Regions from separate parts of the Homo sapiens genome. Here regions 1 and 3 are each linked to region 2. The links are chromatin loops, found by intact Hi-C in ENCODE. Cell type or tissue: heart right ventricle. All regions are shown on one strand.

What was found. Hi-C counts contacts between places; a loop is a spot of excess contacts. Peaks named below come from ENCODE experiments on the same cell type or tissue, not always from the same donor. Only the 100,000 strongest peaks of a DNase experiment are listed, where the experiment ranks them.
Region 1: it touches region 2 in a loop (3.0-fold over the local background); 31 of 110 quality-filtered maps call a loop at or near these places.
Region 3: it touches region 2 in a loop (5-fold over the local background); 51 of 110 quality-filtered maps call a loop at or near these places.

Annotation. Positions count from the first base shown.
Region 1 is chr20:39,265,724-39,273,723 of GRCh38, forward strand. No RefSeq gene overlaps it. Among named protein-coding and RNA genes, the nearest start is that of LINC01734, 45 kb to the left of the region's middle. RefSeq lists an enhancer at 3,657-4,157. In heart right ventricle, CTCF peaks have their summits at 3,398 (motif pointing right) and 3,597; DNase peaks (open chromatin) are centred at 3,211, 3,398 and 5,698; H3K27ac peaks cover 3,089 bases; H3K27me3 peaks cover 756 bases.
Region 2 is chr20:40,685,382-40,693,381 of GRCh38, forward strand. It overlaps MAFB (MAF bZIP transcription factor B), which reads right to left and starts at 3,855. Exons shown (of 1, transcript NM_005461.5): 1 at 467-3,855. The coding sequence starts at 3,469. The coding sequence ends at 2,498. RefSeq lists silencers at 3,718-3,787, 3,808-4,117 and enhancers at 4,068-5,045, 5,046-6,021. In heart right ventricle, CTCF peaks have their summits at 4,805 (motif pointing left) and 5,024; DNase peaks (open chromatin) are centred at 2,410, 3,950, 4,770 and 5,347; H3K4me3 peaks cover 5,652 bases; H3K27ac peaks cover 4,167 bases; H3K27me3 peaks cover 3,517 bases.
Region 3 is chr20:40,156,229-40,164,228 of GRCh38, forward strand. No RefSeq gene overlaps it. Among named protein-coding and RNA genes, the nearest start is that of LINC01370, 160 kb to the left of the region's middle. In heart right ventricle, CTCF peaks have their summits at 4,029 (motif pointing right) and 4,230; a DNase peak (open chromatin) is centred at 4,043.

The DNA of each region.
Region 1 (8,000 bases), 1.4 Mb before region 2:
ATTCACATTGCCTGAGTGGCTCCCTTTGCCCTATGCATGTGTCTTCCTGACCCCAGAGTCATTTTTATTACTTTCAAGTGTGTAGAGTAACCAGAACTGAACTAATAAAGTGCAGCAGTTCTGCTTTAATGAGCAGAAAAGAGTAATTTGTAATTAGCATATACATTATTTGTACATAATGAGTGCTTCCAAAGTCCTTATGGGGTTGTTTGTCTTCCTAAGTATTTAAAACCCCACCTCCTCCCAACCATCTTGTTTATGCTGTTTATTTGTACTATCTGTTCTTAAAAATGCACCCACGTGCATATGTACACACTGACACATTCATTCGCCTGCAGCCATCTGTACATTGTCTGCAGCCAGAGAGGCACACATAGGAACACGCAGCTACCATTTCACTCATTTGTAAATGTAACCCCACACTTGCATGCACCAGCACAGATACACAAACACTCAGGTCTACACATAAAAATGCACATGCATGTGTACACACATGTACATGTACCTGTTCCCTTGTATATACACATGCCCAGGAAGTACACAGAACATGTACTTTCATAAGAAGCCACAGGTGCAAACTTGCATTTATAACTGTGCCCATGCACATACATGTGTATACACACAGGTCACAGGCCTACATGCACACATGTTCAAACAGATACATAAATCTGGGAGGAATTGGGGCTTCAATTGGTCTCTTTCTCCTCAAGTACTGATGATGTAAAGCTTTTTATGATTTTGGTCTTGTCCAAAGATTTGAGGTTTTGGAGTCTTCGTCTTCTTGTTCAAAGCATCTTGTTCTTGTGTGGATCAGCTACTGTTAGCTAATGTTACCTATCTGTTACCCTGCTGGAAAGCTGGATTTATGAATGATCCCTAAAATAAAGGTCCTATGTGTACCACAGCAATAGGCCTAAATGAGTAGCTGAGAGGTGAACTTTTGCCGCCTTGGGACCAGGCCTCTGCTGGGGCAATAAGCAGTAAATAACTGTAGCTAGTACCATTATTTTTGGGCCCTTACACAAAAAACTCTGCATAGTGATAAGGTAGACTGAAAACAAGCAGCTTCTGAGTAGTAATTGTGTACCAGGATTTCTCATCTACATTGCCACATGGACTTACTCTATAGCATTTTGAGGTCAGAATAATTATCCTTATATTACAGATAAGAAAACTGAGGCTCAACGAAATGAAAGCATTTGCTCACGGCTGCACAAACATGGGTTTGAACCCAGGAGAATCTCTTGCATTATTTAATCTCTTCTCCTTAGCTCACCACCCTCTACCCTGCTGGGTCCCCCAAACACAGGGTCTGCTGGAGCAGATATGAGACAAGGACAGAGCTGGTGATAGTCTTTGGTGCCTCTGAACTTGCATGAGGTGTTTCTGCATGGTTGAAGAGCAATGATGAGATGCTCCATTCACCCAAGGGTCAGAGGTGGTCTTTCCTGGGGAAAACATGACTCAGCTTTTCTGACCTTGTGGTTCGCTTTTGACATGACTCCAGAGAAGGTGCTGGTAAAGCCATCGTTTCTCTGAGGATTTGAGTAGATACCACACCTCAGCTCCAAAAATTAGGTTCGCAACAATTTACAATAAGATATATACCCTAGGTGAACAAGCAAAGGACCAGGACTCCTTTATCGTGTTAGAAATGTCATAGTTCCTAAAATGTCTAAGCTGTATGGTTGGTCACCTGCCATTCATTGGCCAAGCATTGTGCTTAGATGAACCTGGGCATAGGAAAAGTTGAAGGAGACATCCAGGCCACTTTTGGTTTACATTACTGGAAACATTTTAAAGACAAAAAATCATGCAGATGTTTTTATAGCTATTATTTTATTTTAGCCTTAAAACACTCATGAGGAAAGTAATGTTAATAACAATAATGGTGACAACAGCTGACTTTTATCGAATAGTTACTATCAACCAGGTCCCACAATACTCTCAATGTGCTAAGTGCTTCACGTGCAATAGTCTATTCAATTCTCACAACAACCCAATGAAGTTTGAGTCCTACAGTGGGTTATTACTGCTCCATTTTCCTGTTGAAAAATAAAGAATCAGTGAGGTAAAGTGACAGGGGCAGCATCTGCGGTAGAATCCAGGTCTCCTGACTCTTCAGACTGATCTCATGTCCTAGTACCATCCAGGGTCAGAGACTGCAAGGGCAGGTGGAATAAGGTTAGGGTGCTGGGAACAATATGCTGGTGTGTACTCCAGCCTCTGTGGCCCTAAAACTGTCACAAGTGATGGTTTCCAACCAAGTCAATTGGGTGTCTGACTTTCATCCTGGGACCAGGAAAGTGGGGCTTCACGACTGCCTTGATGGTACTGGTTTGTTTTACAGTGTTTGCCAGTTTCTGTGGTGTAAATACTTACACTATGTCTGATTTCAAGCTAGCAACTGTTTAGCAATTGGGAGAGAAGGATAGAGGGAGAAGGGAAGAGAGAGAGGCATTTGCTTACATCATGTCTGATTTCAAGCTAGCAACCGTTTAGTGATTGGGAGAGAAGGATAGAGGGAGAAGGGAAAGGAGAGAGGCATATGTAACAACTGCATATTTAACAGTTGGCTTTCTGGCTCCTCCAGCCGACTGCTTGGGCCCAACACCCTAGCAATTAACCTTTTGCTACTCCTGGGCTCCAAGGAGGCCAGGCCGTGGGAACAGAGCACCAGAAGGATATTTCAAGGCAGTTTCTCCATTGCCTCAGCCTGGATGAGGCTGATAGTGTTTTACTTCTTCCTTTGCCTCCCTCAGGGAGAAAACAAAGAGTGGATCCCAGAAAGGCCAGGGCCTCTAATCTCTCAGTACAAGTCTTTGAAAGGAGAGGAAGGGAGCTGGGTCTACCGCAGAGAGCTGGCAAGGCTGGGTCTCTGGAGGCTGGGGCCAGGGGCTCCGCGTGTGGAGTATGGAGCAGAGCCGGTGGGCTGGGAGGAAACGACTGGCGGAAGGCCTCCTGGACCCTCTATCCTGTCTTCATAACTCCCACACAGATTAATGAGCCTCAGGATGCCCTTGGTTTTGGCCAGCCATGCTTGGGGCCTCCCCAAAATAGACAGGACGCCCAGTGCCTCTTGCTATTGTCCCAGCTATTGTCTTTATGAGCCTCCTGGGTTCAGGGATCACATCCTAACTCTTCCTGTTCGTGCTTAATCACCATCCGGATGGATGGACACTTGCAGACAGACTGGGGGCAATGCAGACTCAGGGAAGCCAGTACTGTGTGCGTGTGGAGAGATCTGGCCCCACCGTGTCCATGGCTGAAAAGGGAGAAATGGGGCCATGGTGGAGCTTTTGCAAAGACTCAGCGCTCCTTTCTTGGCTGAGGCTGGCTGAGGGGGCCACCAGGCTCAGAGCTGGTGCCCTGGGGTAGGGCAGTGTATGGGGCAGAGTCAGCCACTAGGGGGCAGGCCCCGACAGCAGGTGGGCCAGGCAAAACCCTGTCAATGCTCAAAAGGATGGTGGGAGGACTGACAGCCACAAAAACTGACCCGCTTGGGGTCTTGGGGCCCCCTCCAGGGTCTGGTCAGCTCCAGAGAGAACCAACACCCAGGGGAGTCTGGGAAGCAAGGACAGCAGTGATGGGAAGCTATCCGTAGATTCCCTGTATCATCCTAGTCTGGGGTGATGGAACTGTGATGAGCCGCATCTGCGTCTGGATGGGGATGGGCACGTGGCTTCCCCCTGCTGTGGAAGATGCAAGGAGCAGGAAGAACAGTGACAGAGAAGGACAGGCCTGGGGATAGGGTCAGGAGCTGGCAGCTGCAGCCCCAGCACAAAAGCCAGATGCAGGAACCCTGGCTTGGGGTATACAAGCCCCTGAAGGGGCCTTTTTGGTTTGTATCCTCCTGGGCCTGCCTGGCCAGGCCAGCTTCCTGTTAGCCTAGCAAAGCTGAGATTTGTCAGCTACTCCAAAGCAGTCCCTGCCCTTCCTGCTCTTGACTCTGCAGTATTTTGCCTTGGTTGATTCTGGCAGCTTGTGAGCCCTCTGAGCCTGCTGCCTGCCCCGGATGAAGCTGTCTGAGGTTCAGCTGAGCTGTCTGAAAGCCAGAGAAGCTTAGGATTTACCCTGAGGGAAAAAGACTGGGATGCACCCACTACTGGGAGGCCTGATAGACCCAGTGACCTATGGCAAACCATTTATTCTATTCAGCCATTCTCCCATCCATCCATCCCCTCCATCCATCTAGCCCCTCATCCATCCATCCTTCCATCAACTCACCCACCCAGCCACCCACCTACCCAGCTACTCATTTATCTACCCTGCCATGTATCCCTCCATCCTTTTCCATCCATCTGCCCATCCTTCCCCATTCATCCATTTATCAATCCATCTATTTTCCATCCATCCATTAATCTATTCTATCAGTATATGTCATTGAAACTTCCTCTGTGCCAGGCTCTCTTTTGGGTCCTGAGAATGCAGCAGTTCACATGACAGAAAAAGTTTCTGGATCATAAGAGCTAAATTTGAATGGCAATGTCCCAGTGACAAGCCAAATCACTCACTATGACATAAGGATGGAAATTGATGGCTCAGCTCTTAATCCATCGAGGCAGCAAACTCCCTACACCTCTTGCCCTGATACATACAGATATATTTACAATATGTATGAAGGCACCCCAAAATATGCATACCTGTGTATGCTCACATTGCATCCCCTTGGATAGCAACATGTCTTCAGGATAATTTGTGTACACATACCACCATACCCGAATGTATAACTATCTAAATACGTGCATGTGCATGGACATAAATTCACATATGCACACATGTACGTATAGGCACACAAGGCACTTACACATATTTGCACATATACATACATGTGCACATATACATACTTGTATATGTGCACCAGGAACACACAGGTGCACACACACACACACACACCTGTGCACAGCTACTCAGGCACATTGGCATATGCACTTTAACTTCATACAAATATATACACTTGGGTACAGTTTGGATCTGTATGCATATAAGATACATGTGCTCACATATGCACCTATCCATGCACACAGGTTGCATGTACATGAGCCTACACATGTGCATGTAAATACTCCCTCTGACTTTGACCTTTCACCAAAACCCCCGAACCCTACCATTTCCCCATTCTGTCCTGGGGAATTATCCATATCTCTGACAAGAGAATGGGTTACTAATGCAGCCACAGAGCTGTTTTGACACTTTTGATGAATAACATTCAATACTATTAATTGGAACAATTGCTTTTCATTTAACTAAATCATGGGAATTGCTAAACTAAATTGAAACGGAATGTGATTTTGCTTCGCACTGCTTTAATATGGGCCTCTAAATGTCTTCTCTCTGAAGGATTAGTAACTTAATCACCCACCAGTGATAACTGCTTCCCAGGCTCAGCCGGGAGGCTTCCTGCTCAGCAGCAGCCTGGCTGGTGAGGAACTGGGGGCCCAATGGCAACTACTCTGCCCCTTGCTTCCTCTCCCTGCATTATTCATCGTGGGGGAACACGGTTCTCTCCCTTCTCTGAGTCCAGCAGGACCCTCAGAGACAATTTCCATTTTCCCTGGGCTCTGCCTGTCTGCGTCCTGTCGAGGAGCTCTCATTCCAGGATCCTGGATGTGGGCGTGGATTCTGTCTCTGAGCTTCTCTGAGCCTTGCTGGAACACTTCGTCCTGAGAACACTGGCTCTGGAATCCTGGGGCCACGTATACCCTGAGGGCAGCCCAGTGCCTGGCTTAGCTTCCAGGGGCAAGTTGATGTGGGCCAGAAATGTTCCCTGCACTGCCTGGGGGAGCAGGGAAGGCCCCAGCCAGCTGGGCTGTTGCAGGGTGACCAACTGTTCTGGTTTGCCTGGGACTGAGGGGTTTCCAGGACATGGAACTTTTCAGGGCTAAAACTGGAAAGTCCCTGGCAAATCAGAACAGCTGATCATCCTAACTGTGGTGTCATCTGTGCCTCCAGCTAGAAATCATGTTTAACATTTATTGAGTGCTTACTGTGTGCTAGGTGCTTGACATACATTATTTAAATGTTGTGACAATGTTATGGGGATATGTTCTATTAACATATTCATTGTATAAGTGAGAAAACTAAGACTCAGTTATTTTTTAATCTTATCTATGTCCTCACAGGTGTGGACACAACAATAACAACAAGGATAACAAGGATAATAGGAGCTAATTTTATAAGAGCTTGCTCTGTGATAAGCACTTCTGCTAAAGGCTCAATGTGCATCCTACAGCAATCTTGAAGTTAGGTACCATTTTTGCTGTTCCTTCACAGAAGTGAAGGTTATTGCTAGTGAGTGCTAGACTGTGATTCTAGACCTAGCAGCGTCTCCCACCAGCCTCTACTGTGTTGGCTTGCCTGTTAGGCTACATGGGGCCTCCCAAGTCCTTTTCCTCTGGGTGGTCTAAGGAGACCCAGGCTACAGGATTCTGGAGGGTGAGGTCCTTAGCAAATTGAGTTGCTGAGCTTAGTGTGGCCTCTTCTAGGTACAGCTTCTGTCCTTGGGTGTGCAAAGGAGACATGGCCACTCCCTGAATAGGGATTTCAGGGACAGCCACCCCACCCCTTTCCACTGACACGGTTCCTGACACTGGGTCCTCTGAGTGGATTTGGCATGTGATTGTGGGGCCTGTGAGTTCTTATAAAGCCAGGTTCTTGCCTGCTTCTGCTGATCTAGGACTTGTTTGGACTGCAGCAACTTGTTTGCCCTGCAGCATGGTAGGTTGCCGTATCTGCCTCTCCATCCTCTCCTCCTCCCCAGCCCCAAGGTTGTCAGGAAAAATTGCTAAATTTGGCTCTGAGTTGTCACTCCAAAATATTTACAGGAAGAGAAAGGAGCCTGCTTTAAGGGGGTCCTTATTGGACCACTCCTAAGGGTCAGGTACTGTATCAGGCATTTCGGTTTATGTTCTCATTTAATCCAACAACATCCCAACAGTTAGGAATTATTATTCCCATTTCACAGTTCAGAGGGCAAAGGTGCTGAAGGAGGCCCAAGTTCATGCACCTGGTCAGTGCTACACCACAGTTTAGGAATCAGACTGTTTATTCCACTGACTCAATTCTCTTCCTAGGCAGATACTGCCATTCTCTAAAGCGTAGCTACTTCCGACCTCCAAGTTTCTCTGTCTCTCTGGAGAGGGCTCAGTGTGCTCAGTGTGATGATGAAGCTTGCAGGCTCTGAAGACAAATGAATATGGCCTGATGCCTGGTGCTTCATGAGGCATTGGGTTGAGATCTGCTTGTCTGTTGGAGTCTTTATGTGTAAAATAGGGATTCACACAGTCCCGACTTGGTAGCCCTGTTGTGTTGGTTGCACAAAGAAGAGCTCAGCACAGGGCCTGGCACAGGGCAGGGGATTAATAAGTGGTTGCTGCTATTATCATGTTTATGATTTCTGGCAGTTTGAAAGGAGATTCTCTGGAGTTCAGTGCTGTAGATGTCAAGCCTTGCCTCCCCTCCACATCTACGCTGCCTGCGCCCTTGAGTTTCCTATTAACTTAATAGGCCTGGACGTAAAGGAGCCAGTTGTTCATGGGATCCCAGAGTCAATCAACAATCCACCCTTCACTGCTTCCATTTGGTAAAATCGATATGTGTTGATTGAACACTGAGTCTGCGCAGAGCCCTGAGGCTGCGCCTGAGGAGGATTCAACCTCTCGCTGTGCCAGGGAGTGTAACTAAGATAGCGTTCTCTACCTGGGATCCCTGGACCAGCACCATCGGTATCATCTGGGAACATGTTAAAAAAAGCAAATGGGCCTACCCTAAGGCCCATTGAATCAGACATTCTGGGGTTGGGCCCCAGGAATGTGTGTTTTCGCAAGTTCCCCATATCACTCTGAGGCACGCTAAGGTGGGAGAAGCATTGCTCCAAGAGACCAAAACGCAGCTGTCCTCTGACAAGGACCAGCTAAGCCTGTGGGAGCACAGAGGGAAGAGAGGAGGACCCAGCTGGGGAACCTCTGGGGAGTGGGGTGCCCTGACAAATTCTTTCTTCC
Region 2 (8,000 bases):
TGCTGGGTAGGAGAAAGGAGACTTGCACCCCAGGCAGGAAGGCAAAGGCCCGGGTCAGCTGGGCCAGAGCGCCAAAAAGACCCAGCTTCCCCATCAAGGTGGCAGCTCTTGGCTTCCTAGTCTCCATCAATCACTATTTCAGAGCAGACAGACTAGCAAGTCAGTTCTGGTGGCCAAGCCTGAAAGCACTGAAAAAGTGGCGTGTGCCCCACACCCAGGGACTCCAAGGCTGTTTGGACCTGCGCCCTCTCAGCTCATAATCCAGCTCTCTTGACCAGGGTCTGTACCTAGGGTGGGAAGCAGAGAACACATTTGAGGCTCATGTACACACACACTCAGACACTCAAGGAAGGGATTTGCTAGGGCTTGGTTTGCTATTCCATTGGCCATGGGGTGAGAGTAACCCAAAGTTGATGCGACTCTTGAGGAAGCAAGAGAAGAAAGTCAAAATCATGCGAACGCAGAGTCCTCTAAATAAACACCATTTCCATGGTTTTAATAAGCAAAATAGGAAACCATTTTAATAACCAAAAAACAGAAACCAGTCTGAATAAAACTACAATAGACTAGGTTTTAATATTTTCATATCATAAGCAGGGTTTGAAATTGATCCCTTATTTTACATGAAATAAAAACAATTTCTGTTGCGGCAGGTTTGATTTCAACACAGTTGAATCTGTAAAAACCAAAGCTCGTTTCTGATGCAGGACAAATATCCACAATATTTAAAACTGCAAGCACCATGCGGTTCATACAATCTTGTTATTACTGTTAATTTATCAACTAATACAAACTCAAAAATGCATCCGGCCAGCAGCGCCAGCAATTTCAAATGGGAACTTAAAAATACACTTTTATTTTGGTATTTTTGTCAGTGCAACTTAAATCCTTTTACTGACCTGCAGAAAAAAAAAAGTAATAATAAAGAAAAACACCCATATCTTCCCTATAACTACTATACAACTGAAGAATTGAAGGGGGGGGACACCACCAAGAACTCTTCCTACTATCTCAAAAGCAGGGAAAGAAACGCAATGCATTGGTCTAAAGAACGCACTTGAAAGTTGCAAAATTACTTGCCAATGTTTGGGTTTCTGGTACATTCTGAGCATAGCAGTTGGTTCAGTGCAGTGTCTGCTTACCAGTGCACTGCCAGGGTCAGGGATGGCTAAGCCTCTCACCCTAGGAGCGCTGTGGCTCCTACAATTAGCGCAGGCCCAGAGGGTTCAGAAGGGACCTCAGGGTGATTCTGGTTACAATAAAAAGCAGAGGGGAGGATCTGTTTTCCTTTCCTTTCCTTTCTTATTAAGGGTATCAATTTGACCATAAGACAAGGCTGTAGTCCAGAACACTCCTCTGGGGTGCGGAGCTTGGCAGCTTCCCTGCCCTGCCCTGCCCTTGTACTGGGACCTCTCGGTTCTCTCTCTCAGCACCAACAAGGTTGAAAACTAAAGCGAGAGAGGAAAAAGAGGACCGAATGGGGATAAGGGAAGGAAAGAAAACATGCAACTTCCAAGTGTGCCCCAAGACAAAGTTGTTTTCTGATGCAAAATGCCCGGAACTTTTTCTTTTTTTTTTTCTTTTTAACTTACAAACAAAAATACCGTAATAATAAACCCAAACAAAGACCCTCAGCTTGCTGCCACGTTCTCTATGCGGTTTGGCGGGGCGGGTATTTACAAGCCTACAGCTGGGACTGAAACCCCGCACGCAGCCGCCGGAGTTTCCAAACTGCGATCCCTTCTCACCCAAAGAAACAAGGGGAGTATGATCCATGATCAACAACATGCTAAAGTTAAACAAGAAAATGGTACAAAATAGAAATTATTACCATACATGTCCAGCATGCAGGATTAATATTTTTAATGCAGATTTTTTGTATTTTTCTATATAATCGAGCAGGCAATAAAACTGATGAGATTTGGGCGCCGAGCGTCCTAACTGAGGCCTGTGTCTCAGGGCTGAGAGCCAGTGTTCTCCGAACTCTGACAGACAGGTCCGTCTGTCCTTCCTTCTTTCGCTCAGCCTCGCCTCTCGCCTGCCGGGACGCCAGAGTCCCTCTCCTTTCCTCGTTGCTCTCTTCCTGGCGCGGACTACTCTCCGGGCAGCAAAGCAGCTGTCCCGGCTTAACGCGCAAAGTTCAGAAAGCCAGGAGTCTCCAGATGGCCTTGGTGACTTCTCGGGACTATGCCTCGCCGCCCTTCAGCCTGGAGAGAAGTTACTCCGGGACCTCCCACCCTCTCGTCTCTCTCTCCGGCTCTGCTCGAGTCTAGGAGGCGGCGCTGGCGTGCGCTACTCTCGCCTTAGCCAAGGTCCCCTGCCCGCCCGCGCACCCGCCCGTCGCCCGCGGCCCGCGCGCCCTTCCTCCCTCTCGCTCAAGTCAAACAGGTCAAGGCTGGGGCCGCGGCAGGGACAGGGTCCGGGGTAGTCTGGGACTAGGGACGTGGGACAGGGAGTCCGGGCCGGGGCAAGGGCGGGGGCCAGGACCGGCCACGACTCACAGAAAGAACTCGGGAGAGGAGGGGCTGTCGCTGGTGGAGCCCGCCTCCCTGAAGCCGGAGTTGGCGAGTTTCTCGCACTTGACCTTGTAGGCGTCTCTCTCGCGGGCCAGCCGGGACACCTCCTGCTTAAGCTGCTCCACCTGCTGAATGAGCTGCGTCTTCTCATTCTCCAGGTGGTGCTTCTGCTGGACGCGTTTATACCTGCAAGACTGGGCGTAGCCCCGGTTCTTCAGGGTCCGCCGCTTCTGCTTCAGGCGGATCACCTCGTCCTTGGTGAAGCCCCGCAGGTGGCGGTTCAGCTCGCGCACGGACATGGACACGAGCTGGTCGTCGGAGAAGCGGTCCTCCACGCTGCCGTTGCCGCCCGCCGCCGTCGCCGAGGCCGTCGCGTGCGGCCCGGGCCCGGGGTGGCTAGTGGGCAGCTGTTGCGCCGGGCTAGCGGCGCTGGACGGCGGCGGCGACGCTTGGTGATGATGGTGATGGTGCGGGTGAGCGTGCGGGCCCAGCTCGTCGTGGGCCACGCCGGCGCCCGGGTACGCGTGGTGCGGGTGAGGGTGGTGGTGATGGTGGTGGTGGTGAGCGCCGCGAAAGCTGTCGAAGCTTTGCAGCGGCTGTGGCACTGGGTGCGAGCCGATGAGCGCTTCCACCGCGTCCTCGGGCGTCAGGTTGAGCGCCTCGGGGTTCATCTGCTGGTAGTTGCTCGCCATCCAGTACAGATCCTCGAGGTGTGTCTTCTGTTCGGTCGGGCTGAAGCTGGGCGACGAGGGCACGGAGCTACACGGAGTGCTGAGCGGTGTGGAGGACACCGAGCCGGCTGGCTGCAGGCGTGTGCAGGGCCTGCCCGGACGCTCCGCGCGCCCCAGTGGCTCCTTCTTCACGTCGAACTTGAGCAGGTCGAAGTCGTTGACATACTCCATGGCCAGCGGGCTGGTGGGCAGCTCTGGCCCCATGCTCAGCTCCGCGGCCATCGCTGAAGCGAGGCGCAGCCGCCGCTGCCGCCCGGGAAACTTTGCGGCCGGCCGGAGCGCGCCGAGCCAAGCGCGGGGGGGAAGAGCGGAGAAGAGCTGGGGAGGCGGGGAGCGAGGGCGCAGCGGGCCGGGGCCGCCGGCCAAGCCTTTGTCTGGGGACGCGGCGGCGCGCCGGAGAGTCCCGAGGCTGCCTGCACCGCCCCAGAGCTCTGGGCTGTGCCCGCGCAGGGACCGGGCCGGGTAGAGTCGGGCGGGGTGGAGAGGCAAGCGGAGCGCGCGGTGGGGCTGAGGGGAGGCGTGGGGCGAGTGCCCGTTGCTCGCTCTCTAGCTCTCTTGCTCTTACGCTCTCTCGCTCGCAGCCGCTCGCAGCTCGGCGGTGCAGCTGTGCTGGATCCGGCGGCGCCGCAGCCTTTTATCGCCTCCTGATGTCACTGGGGTGCGGGGGCCCGGGCGGCCCGGTGCGCGGGCCAATAGCTGCACGGCCTCCGCGGCCCAGCGGCGCAGGGCGGGGCGCGCCTGACAGCTCCCCCGCCCCCCGCGTCAGCTGACTGGCGGCCCGAGCGGCCCCGGAGCGGCGGAGGCCTGGCGGAGCGCTGGAGCGGAGTGGGACGGCCAGCCTGGGCCCACCCCCGTACCCTGCAGGTCCCGGCCCACGCACGCTCGCCTGGAGTGCGCGCCCCACCTCTAGGCCAAATCACCGCTTTCCCCTCCTCGCGCACTCTCCTCCCTCAGTTCCCTTTGCACCCCACCCCCATCCCGTGTCACCCCCAAGGAGGCTCAGAATGAGCGCCGGGACAACGCCTCCTGGGCCCTTTGTTCCCAAGCGGCCCCCGCCCAGTGGGCGACGCTCTGTGTGTCCTCGCGGCTTCTGGCCGTGTGTGTCGTGCGTTCCTGTTTCTGGAGATCTGCGCGTATTTGTATGTTGGGGAGGGCGGGCTCGAGGCTCCGAGAGTTGTGTTCAGACCCAACTCTTAACCTCAGGGGACCTTTCTCAGGCCAAGCGAGGGCCCCTCCTGGCGGGTGCAGTCGCAGAGCCCTGAGGTTCGACTCCACTGGCCCCGCCGCTCCCCGCGTTCACCCCACCGCACAATGTTCACAGTGAAGGCGACGGGAAAAGCAGCAGCCCAAAGGCTCTGAATTCCTCTTCCCCGCCACACGCACGGAATCCTGAGCCCCCGGAGCCTCGGGGCCGAGGCCGGCCCGGGACGGTGCTCCGAGTAGCTCTCCACTGCTGGGGAGCCGGCCCTGTTTTTGTTTGAACGTTTTGTAACGATTAAGCAGATCCCGGCGTCAGCCCGCCGCGGAGAGGCTCAAACAGGCATAAAGTGCGACCCCAAGTGGCCACTGTGCGCAAAGGCGCCGCGACCGCCCGGCCCACGGCCGGAAGGCTTGGACGGCGCCTCGTACCCAGCCAGGTCTCCCCTACCTGGCCCAACCCAAGCCAGCCCAGAACGCATACTATGTGTGCACCAGAGCCCAGGACAGGTTCCCCTCGAGCGATGTACAGGTCCTCGGGTCCCGTCTTCGTACTCAGCCGCGAGCCTCGAGCCGCGAGCTCCGCTCTGGTCGCCCCGTTGAAATTCCGTGCCCCAGCGTTCGGGGGTGCCCGTCGGCTGCTCCCTGGGCCGGAAGGTCCTGGGCGGAGGAAGGCCGGTAGCCAAAAGTGGAAGCGCCACAGTGAAGCGGCCCAGGGCCACCGGGTGAGAAACCTCCCCGGAGGGCAGACGGGGAGACCGAAGCACACCGCACTAGGCATCCAGACTGGGCTTGGGAGCCGCGCACCCTCCCTACCCAGATCCAGGATGGCTAGAATTAACGGGTTCTTTCTGAGACCTCGGCTCAGGCGCCGAAACCGGATAGATCGCGAATTCGCTGGACCCGGAGACCCGACCCGCCTCCCGCGTCACCTTCTTCTTTCTAGCTTTGGGCGCGCGCAGCGAAAGGCAGGAGAGGCGCGCACTGGGTGAGTGAGTCCCGGCCGCTGTCTGCGCTGGACCAGCCCGACTGACCTCGCGCGTAGGGGTCGCGTGAGCCACACCGGTGCAGACGCGCCTAGATTATTTTTAAATGTTAGAAGGTAAAATATTTGCCTCCAATTAATCTGAAAACTCTCTATTCTCTTGCGCCCTCGGAGAGGCTGGGGTACGGCGTGGTATTGGGCCGCCTATTTTTAATAAAATGAGTGTATTTTAACTAAAACTTAACTCAATCTTGTGGGGTGGCAAATTAAATGCTGGAAGAGCGCGTCTACAACCCTCTTCGAGAAGCGTGCTCTCCGCAGAAATGAGTCGGCCGCCTGGAGAGAGAGCCTGGGCGGTGCCGCTGCGCAGCCCCTGCCAGTAGCTGGGGGTTGGGGACTCGCACCTTGTAAATGTCCTCGTCTTGTTTGAACGCAGTGAGAGCACACTCGTTTCCAGATCACTCGGGACCGGGTGTCTCGGATCTGTGCAGACTATGTATGGCTCCGGCCTCAGGCGGCCAGGGCGGGACAAGCACGCCTGACTCTCTTGGTCCCGACTGGACTAGAGCTGGTAGCACCCTCCCTCAGGGTCCTAAGAGACCTGTGGCTCCCAGAGTGTTTCTGCCACTGTGGACTTCTGCGCGGGCACCAAGATGGACAGGCCAAGCTGTGACCCACTCCACCCCCGCCCATACGTCCCCTCGGCTCTGCCTGACACTGGCCGTCGAAGACTTCCGTGGCCCATTAAGGCCCTGGGGATTCCTGAGGCCCCAGGTCTGCGGTTCCGAACCTCCTCTTCTCCTGCGGGCGGCCTGCCTCCGACTCAGGGTCTCTTGGACTCGGGCTTTGGGCAACCGCGCTCTTCTTTGTCCCTGTGCCTCTGTCTCTGTTGTGGTCACTCCCTTCGCCTGGGCTTTGACTGTGGTATCTCTGTCCATCCCCAGGCTCACTTCCCCACCCAAATCCGTTTCTCTGCCCCTCTCCCAGCTTAGCCACTCCCTCCTCTGCACACCCCACAACCTACCCCACCAAAAAAAAATGTTGGAAACAGCCCTACCCCTGCCAGGCTGTGGGTGAATGACGGAGACATGCAGGTGGCCGAGGAGTTAAGGCCGCTGCTGCGCAGCCGGCCCCACTTCGTGGCCTGGCCTCCCCCACCCCGGTTACTGCTGCGCTGACTTGGAGCCCCAGGCCCTATAGCCTCCAACTTCCGACTGCTGTCGCGGGATGCCGCTTCTCATCTCTGGGGTCTCTGGATCAGCATGCCAGGCTCGGCTCCCCGTCATGGATACACAGCAGTGCCCGCAGTCTTCACCCTATCCCTAAAACGTAGGCAGGGTTGAGGTGAGGAGGGTGAGGGATTGCTGCTGTATACCTATTGACTGGGAGTCCGACACGCTCAAAGAAAAAAAGTAAAAGAAGGAACGGTGGAAGAAGTGAAGGGTCGAGGAGAAGTAAAGGGAGGCCAGGAGACACGCGAGCAGTGCACGGAGTCCCAAGGCACACTGAAGGAAATGCACGGAGTCCCAAGGCACACTGAAGGAAAGTCGGGGATTTTGCGGCAGCCACAGCCCCTCTAGTGAACAGCTTGTTGCCAAAACTCCCATTTAAGGTGTTTACCCAAGAGTGACCTCCTCTCTACCCACGCCAGGTTGGGCCAGAGGCTATGCCTCTGGGACGCACCGCCTCGGGATTCTTTAGCTACAAATGGTGATGGAGGAAGCTCTGCAGGGTCCGAGCCGCTGCAGAGCCTTGGAGCATTCGGGGTAGGAGTAAGAGAAGAGGTTATTCCCTAAGGGAGCGTGGAGCCCACAGCCAGCCGCCAGGTGTGAGGTTTGCCGCGCTGCCCTCGTTGGCCCCCACTCAGCCGAGGGAATAACTCCAGAGAGGCCCGGCGGCGTGTCCTCCCGTACGCCTGGAAACCAGAGCGGCATTCCTGGCATCCTCATTCAGCCCGAAGGTGCGCCGTTCACCTTCGGCGTTATTTCCCTGAGGGTTGCAGGTGGTTGGTGAGCGAGGAGGCGTCTCTGTGCACGCATGGGTGCTGTTGGAGGCGTGCGGGAGGGGTGTGTTCGTGCGTGTGCTGTTTGCGCGCGCGTGTGTGTTGGTGGAGAGGCGCAGCAGCACGCGGGATGCGGGAGCGGGAAACTTCCAGCTTCAAAGCTCGGTGGGCTCCGGATCGTACTATGCGGAGTCGCTAAGCAGAGGCCAGTGGTCTCAAGGGCCTCAGAGGCAAGTTCTGCCAGGGAGGGTCCTGAATCAGGGGACCCCCACCTCCCGCCTGCCGCAGGAGCTTGACTTCTGCCTTTGCATCACCCAGATGTAGTGTCACCTGTCTTTTCCAAGGAGCCCTCAGGTCTCTGCCACCTTTTGTGAGGCTCAGTGGAAAAGTATTATGTTGCTCCCATTCCGTGGGATCCTCCCAAGGTCTATGGAACCCAAAAAGAGACAGGAGGGTTTTCTGGGGGATTTTTGTTTCTGTTTTTTGCCCTTACTCTTCCTTTTCCTCTTCCCAAAGGCAGCTATCACTTCCACTTTCCCTTGCCCCATACAACCGCTGTCAGATTCCAA
Region 3 (8,000 bases), 530 kb before region 2:
CCCAAATTTCTGACTATGCATAATCCCCTTCAGTCTTCCAGAAGCATAGGTCCAAACTTCATTTGCATATAAATGGTCATAATTTTTTAATCATAGATAAATTCCATTCTGTTTGCTTGTCCTTTTGCCTTCCTTGATAGAGAAACAAGAGTGACTTATGATTCATGAGGAACAGCAATTAAAACACATATACATACAACACTTCCTTACTTCTTGCATCTCTTTTCACTCCTTCTCCCTCCCTGAGTGTCAGAAAATGCCATCTTGATTGAGAGGTAGTGGTTACACAGTGGATTCCCATGGTTTCTTTCCAAATCCTAGGTTCTTCACTCACTTTCTATGCAATTGCGGACAAGTCACTTCACCTTTCTAAACCCCAGCCTCATCATTCATAATGAGTAAAACATAAAATCATGAAGGTTTTTTGCATAGGCTAAAAGAACTGGTGCACCTAAAATACTAACATAAAGCAAGTTCTCAAAATGAAAGTTATTATCATTTTATTAGTATCATCATATTGTATGAAAATACATAGAGATGACTCATTTCAAATCAGCAAGAGAAACCCAAGGTCTTACTCTCAGCAGAGAAGAGAGAGAAATAAAGCTACTATATAGGAATGTTGATACAGATTATACCTAGATGGTGATCATATTGAGAAACTCTGTATTTCATCTCAGAGAGATCTTAAATTGGAAAATAGTATAGGTACCACTCAAGAGAAGATCTGGTCCCTGAACCTTACTAATATCTGACATTAGGAAGTAGACCAGCACGACAAAAATCAGTCATCATCGGACAGAGATCTATTTGATACTTATTTTAAAGACAACTGTGTTGGTTTCTGTTTCAAGCCCTTTACTCTTGTTCTGAGATCATCTGTGGGAGAGAAAGGGCAAAGTGCAAGTGGGGGTGGAAGTGACACGTATCAGGTCCTCCTGCAGGTGTTTTCTTGCTTTATCTCATCCGATTTTCACACTGCCCTCTGAGACAAGATTTATTATCCCAATTTGCAGATGAGGAATTTGAGGCTTAACAGGGTTAAGTAATTTGCTCACATCTGCTGAAGGAAAGCCTAGACTTGCAGTCAGGCATCCAGAATACTTTCATTTATAACACACATCCTGTTTTACATGGATATTGAAGATGTGGGATTATTTTTTAGCCCCAGTTTGTGGACATCTCTTGCCAGAGTTATTTTCCTAAGAACCTAGAATCATTTGTTTGACTGTATATCAGGCTTCTGTGGATGCAAAGCCCACTAGCACCATGCACTCAACATTTCCAAAACTAAACCCAACATCTGCCCACTCCCTCATTTCCACGATCTCTCTTCCCAGAGATCTACTCCTTTTACACTTTTTTCCAAATAATTGTCTTTCCCCATGCATCACTCTAGACTGCTTCTTCAACTCACCTCCCATCATCACATAAGTCAGTAAGTCTTATCTAATATTCCTTTGAAGATATGTCAAGTCCACCCCACCAGCTCCAGCTCCAGCTTCACTATTAAGTCAATTTATATCTCACTTGAAGCAGGTAGCTGTAGCCTCCTCTCTGGTGTCCTTGTCCTGGTATTTATCACTCTAGCCCATCCTTTTGGTTCGGCCAAGTTTATTGTCTTAAAAACAAATGTAATCATTGTGCCACTCCTCTGCTGCTTCAAAACCTTTGAGGACTCCCTTCTGTCTACATGTTGAAGATCAAACACCTTAGCAAGTCACCTGCAATATAACTCAACATTATGCTTTTGTCTCATCTCTTACCAGCCCCCATGGAAATGCCTAATTATTCCTCTGAAATGCATTGCATGTTTATTCTCTTGTATTTTTCCCATTTTAAGGAAAATCCTACTCTGATTTCTTGTCTGTTAACAACTACTTAATCTCCAAAGCCTACAGTGAATGTCCTGTCAATCTCACCAAACTTCCCCAGACAAACTCAGCTCCCTCCCTTGTCAGTACTTCATGCACACTGCTATCATTGGCCCTACCCTGTGATCATTTTTACACACACCTGCCTCCCTCAGTATAGCAGGAGCTTCTCAGAGATAAATATTTTTTTTTCACATTTTTCTTCGTCTCCTTAGTATCTAGCCTGAGAAGTTTCCGACAGTGAGAATTATAATGCAGGTATCATTTTGCATGTTAACACTAACATATCATAAACATGTTCCCACCGAGCTACTCAGTCTTCCTAATTATCCTTTTAATTGCTACATAATATTTCTTCCTGTTTATGTTCTATAATTACCTAAACATTCAATTCAAGTCATTAAATTCAACAAAAATTTCTAAGTACTTAATATGCGGCAGGTACCATGCTAGATGCTGGAGACACCAAGAGGAGGAAGACATGACCTCTTCCCTGCAAAGACTGTGCATTCCAGTGATCATGTGATAAGGGCTATGATAGAGATATATCAATGAATGGATTGGGAACACTGGGTAGGGGGAGTTTTATTTTTCCTGAAGAAGTTGAAGAACATAAATTTATAGGTGATATTTTCTTTGAGTTTTAAAAGTTGAATACAAACCTAAGAGAACTGGTAAGAAAGCAAAGAGGGAGGGTGAGAGAAAAGATAAATTACTAAGACCTCACAGTTTTTAAGGGGTCAGAGCTAGGATTTCAATACAAACGGTTTGATTCTAGGACCCCACTGTTATCCCTTATCTGCTGGTAAATTCCTACCCACCCAACAATGCTTTGCTTCAACCAGCTCCACACTCTTTCTCAGTTGTTATTTATTTATTTATTTATTTATTTTGCTACAGAGTCTCACTCTGTTGCCCAGGCTGGAGTGCAGTGGCGTGATCTCAGCTCACTCCATCTCCCAGGTTCCAGCGATTCTCCTGCTTCAGTCTCTCGAGTAGCTGGACTACAGGTGCACGCTACCATGCCAAACTAATTTTTTTGTGCCACCACGCCAAACTAAATTTTTGCATTTTTAGTAGAGACGGGGTTTCACCATGTTGGCCAGGCTGATCTCGAACTCCTTTCCTCAGGTGATCCACCCACCTCGGTCTCCCAAAGTGTTGGGATTACAGGCGTGAGCCACCGTGCCCAGCCTCAGTTCTCTTTTTATTCAGCCCTTATGTGTTGCACAGAGCTGGGGCGTGCTAGCAAATTTTCTCCAACCCACATTTTCGTTAAGTTTGATAACTAGAATTTTGCAAAGTATTTTTTTTGAGTTTTACAAAATGAGCTCACTAATATGATGCATTCTCATCCTTTGTTCCTGTTTTCTATAAGAATTGCAATGTTACCAAGGAAACAAGATTCTAGAGCAAATTCCTGATAAATGTTAGGTTCTCAAAAGATAAATGAAAAAATGATCAACCAATGGCTAAATGTATGAGTTTGGCTGTGTGGAAAGTAGAGAAGAATTAGTAGAATGTGAAAGGCTCATGTATAATGTACTTAAGGCGTAATGTAGGTTACATTATGACACTTGCAGAAGTAAAACAATAACAAGAATAACAAAAACAATAATAACAATAAACAGATACCCAAATTAGTATCTTGGTACCTTATCAGAAGCATTCCTGCTTGTGGAATCAGAAGATCAAAGAGTATTAAGAGCTATGATATCATCCCTACCCTGTGACACACTATTTAATCTAAGAAACCATTTAAAAAGGGGAAAACAGCAGATATTATATGGACCACCTTCTATATTATTAAAAGTCTGGAAACAATCTAAAATGTCCACCAATAGGGAGTGGTTAAATAAATTACAATATGTGAACTGGAAGGAGTATTATAAAGTCATTAAAATGGTAATTAGAAAGATTATGTAGCCACATGGAAAAACATTTGCTGTGTAGTATTAAGGGGGTGGGGGAAGCTGAATACAAAATTGAAGCTAGGCCATCAATGCAGTTATGGAAAATGTATGCACATGAATTAAGACACCAGGGGAAGAGGCATGCATGTGACCAGCTGTTCTATACTGGCGTATTTTTTCTTTGAAACATGTCCTTTAATTTGCTATGATGTGTATTTTCTGGCCTAGCGTATGCTCTCCAGCCTCTAGGGGGAGCTCAAGGCTTCCCCTACTCAAGCCTCTTCTATCCAACCCCGGGAAGATAGAGGAGGTCTCCAGGAGCCTGAGGCATAGTGAGGTACCCAGGGCTGGGCGGCCATGGGGGCCTTAAAGCTATTATGAACAGAACAGAACTGAAGCAAATTTTCCCTCGGCCTTTTCTCCTGCTCCTTTCTGTGTATAGTCCTTGACCCCTCTTTTAGAATCAGTTGCTTTCTTGGCGTTTTCCTCTTCAGTGCATGTACATATTTCTGTTGCTACTGTCCTTGTCCGCTACATTAAGAAGGATCTAGACAGTCTTTCATCTGGGATGCAAAGATCGCTCATAGCCTACTTTTTTAAGAAAAGCAGAAATTATTCTATATATTTATTTGCACAAGCAAAATAATAATAATAAAGATATATTTTTATGGTCTCATAATTTCTAATTTATTTTTTTAAAAAGGAAGCTACCTAAGTTTCCATCAATAGCATACTGGTTAAATAAGTTAAGGTACATCTTTGTAATTAAATACTAGGAAGATATTTTAAAAATAAAACATGCATATGGATTGATAAAGTTCTTCAAAATATAGTGTTCAGAAGAGAGAAAGGCAAGATGCAAAATAACCTCTCTCTCTCTCTCTGTGTGTGTGTGTGTGTGTGAATAAATTATCCAAATGATCATAATGAGAAACATTTGTCTACATATGCTAGAGTGGATAAGTACTTAATATGTAATAATATGTGAGAAAATGATAAAAAACAGTTACCTAAGTGGAATAAAAACTGAGGGAATGACACAAACTTTTGCTTTTTACCCCATATTATATTATTTTATTTATTTTCCCTGTGTACATATTAGTTTTTTATTTTTTTTAAAATGGGATTAGGGTAGGACCTAAGGGTAAGGAGGCTGAGATAGGTGACTCTGAATCAGCAGATTCTTTATCTCCCAAATATATCACAGTGAGCTGGGCTAGAATATGTGTGTGTGTGTGTGTGTGTGTGTGTGTGTGTGTGTGTGTGTGGGTGTGTATGTATATGAAATCAGATAGGGATTTGGGCCCAAACTAGAACATGCACCTACCACTACTAGCACTATTATTTATACTACTACTAATAAAGTAACAGCAATAAATTTAAAACAATAAATGTATTTAATACTGATAATAAATTAATGTAAAGCAAAAGAAACAAGTATTTAAGGTTGAATACTTAAACTAAAATGTGTAAAATACTTTACTGCTTTTTTTAATTGTGAAAGGAGAAATTTCACAAACAAGTCCATTTTAACCAAGTTGCATTTTGACCATTACAAAGGAAATGGAAAGTCCATTTAAAGTAGGACAGGGCTAGTCCCTGCTTGTGGTTTCATATTGGCTTCCTAATAAACTGTGACCCATTACAAATGAGATTGAGCTGGCTTTGTGCTTTGAAATTTTTTTTCTCAAATGTCTGGTCTCCTTAGATTTTTGAGCCCTGTTTTGCTTTTGCTGTCCATGAGGTTTTGAAGTTCATTGATTTTGCTGTTTTAAAATATTGCTTCTGAATGGGGGTGCTTGGGGAGTGAGGACTGACTATGGAAGCCAAAGGCAGAGAGATGAGTGCAGAGACATTTACAGTCAAGGCCAGAGTCCTGATGTGGCCTTGCCCTAAAGCTGTGCCCAGCCTAATCTCTTTTCCATGTGTAGCCTCACTGGGGAACTGTAGCATCTCAGGCTTTCTGAGGAAGCAGACACTACAATGAGAACCCAAATCCTATTCTTCCAGCAGAGCTCAATCATTAGAAGAAAATGGAATGTGGAAAGCATGTCACATACCTAACAGGGATGCTTTGCTTAGGCAGCCACAGCCAAAAGAGTCACATCTTCACATCAGTTTCTCTCCTGCATGTGTGGCCCAGGAGTTGCTACTCAATACCACCCCTGGAGAAGAGCATGGCATGGAACCAGAGCTAATCTAGGGCTTTCATTTCTTTATTGCCTGCAGATTCCTTCCCTACCCAGGCCTGAGACAGAGTCTGTAGGGATGGAATACAGATGTGAGGGCAAGGGCTCCCATATCCTGGTATACAAAGCTCAGCCTGATGGTCTACATACCATTACTACTCAGTGGTTCCCAGGGCTCCCTCCATAGATGCCCTGACAAATGGTTTAGTGTAGAGTGATGAATGGTGACATTCCTGTCCACTGGGTTGGTGTTTGAATCTCTTTGGTCAAAAACAAAGTTGGTTCTAGCCATATACCAGAAGTCTTCATCCTTCAAGATTTCTTATTTGGAATTTAGACCATCTCTTGTCATAAAATTTACACTATTACAAAAGAGGGGTTAGAACCACAGTACAACCCAGAAAAGCAGTTTGAGTTACCATATTTTATAAATGCATAGCTAGGCATAAACTGCAAGCCTGCAATCAAACAGCCAGCTTCAGAAGCTCTAATAATCCCTGTGGTCTAGAACAAAATATTGAATTTTAATGTTCCTTCTGCAAAAATGGGGTTAGTAACATCAACCCTCTGAAACCACTGAGGCAATTAAATCAGTGGATGTACGCGAAAGTGCTTGGCCTAGTGCTGGGGGATTGTATTTGAAGTATACTTCCCTGTTGCTTCCAAAAATTCCTAATATACTGAAATGTCATACATACGTTTAACTCTAGCTGCTTCTTAAGTCACCAACAAAAAGACAGTGTTAAGAACAACTTTTTGTGCTTGAACCAATTTGCCATAAGTAACATCTTGCAAGCCCCCAGTGCCAACTGACTTATCACTAAGCTCATCCCAGATGAGACTTTGCAAATCTCTATTTATAAAATGAATACCTTGCTGCTAACTTATATTGGGAGGGAATTTCACTTGCCTTCAAATAAATATGCTGTCAGTAATTGCTGTATTTCCATTTCCATCATTCTGCAAGTCTCTAGCCAAAAGGTCACATGCTAACTTGGTACGTATGTATATATGTTGGGTAGAATACTTGCTCCAGATGATACTAGCACTGGATCTTGGGGCATTTATCCGATGTCTCTGAGCCTCAATTTTCTTACATGAAGAATAACAGTTACTATATTTACTGCAAAGTTCTGTTGAAAGATTAAATCATATGATGCATATACACGCCTGGGCCATATGGCAATTATTACTGTTGTTCTTGTTATCTACGACTTCATGAGACTTTATTTTCAGCATCATGAAAGATGTGACTGACTCCTACTTCTGTTTGATCATTCTCCTTTCCCATCCATACCAAAATGAATAGAATAATAAAATTACGAACATTTAAGGTAGATCTTTAAACCAGTGCAATATCCAACACAGAGCATTGCATGTAGTAGAATTAATGAACATTTGATGACAAGTTGAGTAAATAAAACAGTCCATACACCCCTCAGGGTTTTCAGTCTTTTCTAGAACATCATTAACAAGCAGTCTTCAGACCTATGTCTGAATATCCCCAGCCTCCAGAAACTTAAAACTACTTCAATTGCATTTATAGTGGGTTTACCAAATGTGTGACTTGTGAAGCCATCTTCTAACCCTACACCTACGGCAGTTTACACGCATTGATAAGGGCACCAAAACAGGATCACAGAATCCTTAGCTCCAGCTAGATTACCAAAAAAAAATCAGAGTACTCTTCATATTAGAGAAGTCTGTCTTTCAGTGAGTCATCATCTATTTCTTTCTACTTCTTTTCTTGTGGCCCTAAAAGCCAGACAGAAATAGTCTGATTGTTCTCCTGCATGAGGTTGCTTCAGAGAGCTGCAGGCAGCTTCTCAGTGTTTCAGATCCACCTTCAGCAGGAAATATTCTTCTGCAACCACCACACACATATTCCAGAGATGTGAATAAGAAATAGGGGAGTTCTTCACAATTTGTTCATGAAGAGGGAAAAGGAGAGGCCTCTTGGTCTCTGAGCTATTATTAAAATAAATATCATTGGCTAAAAGGCCAGAAAAAGTTTCGGGACCACA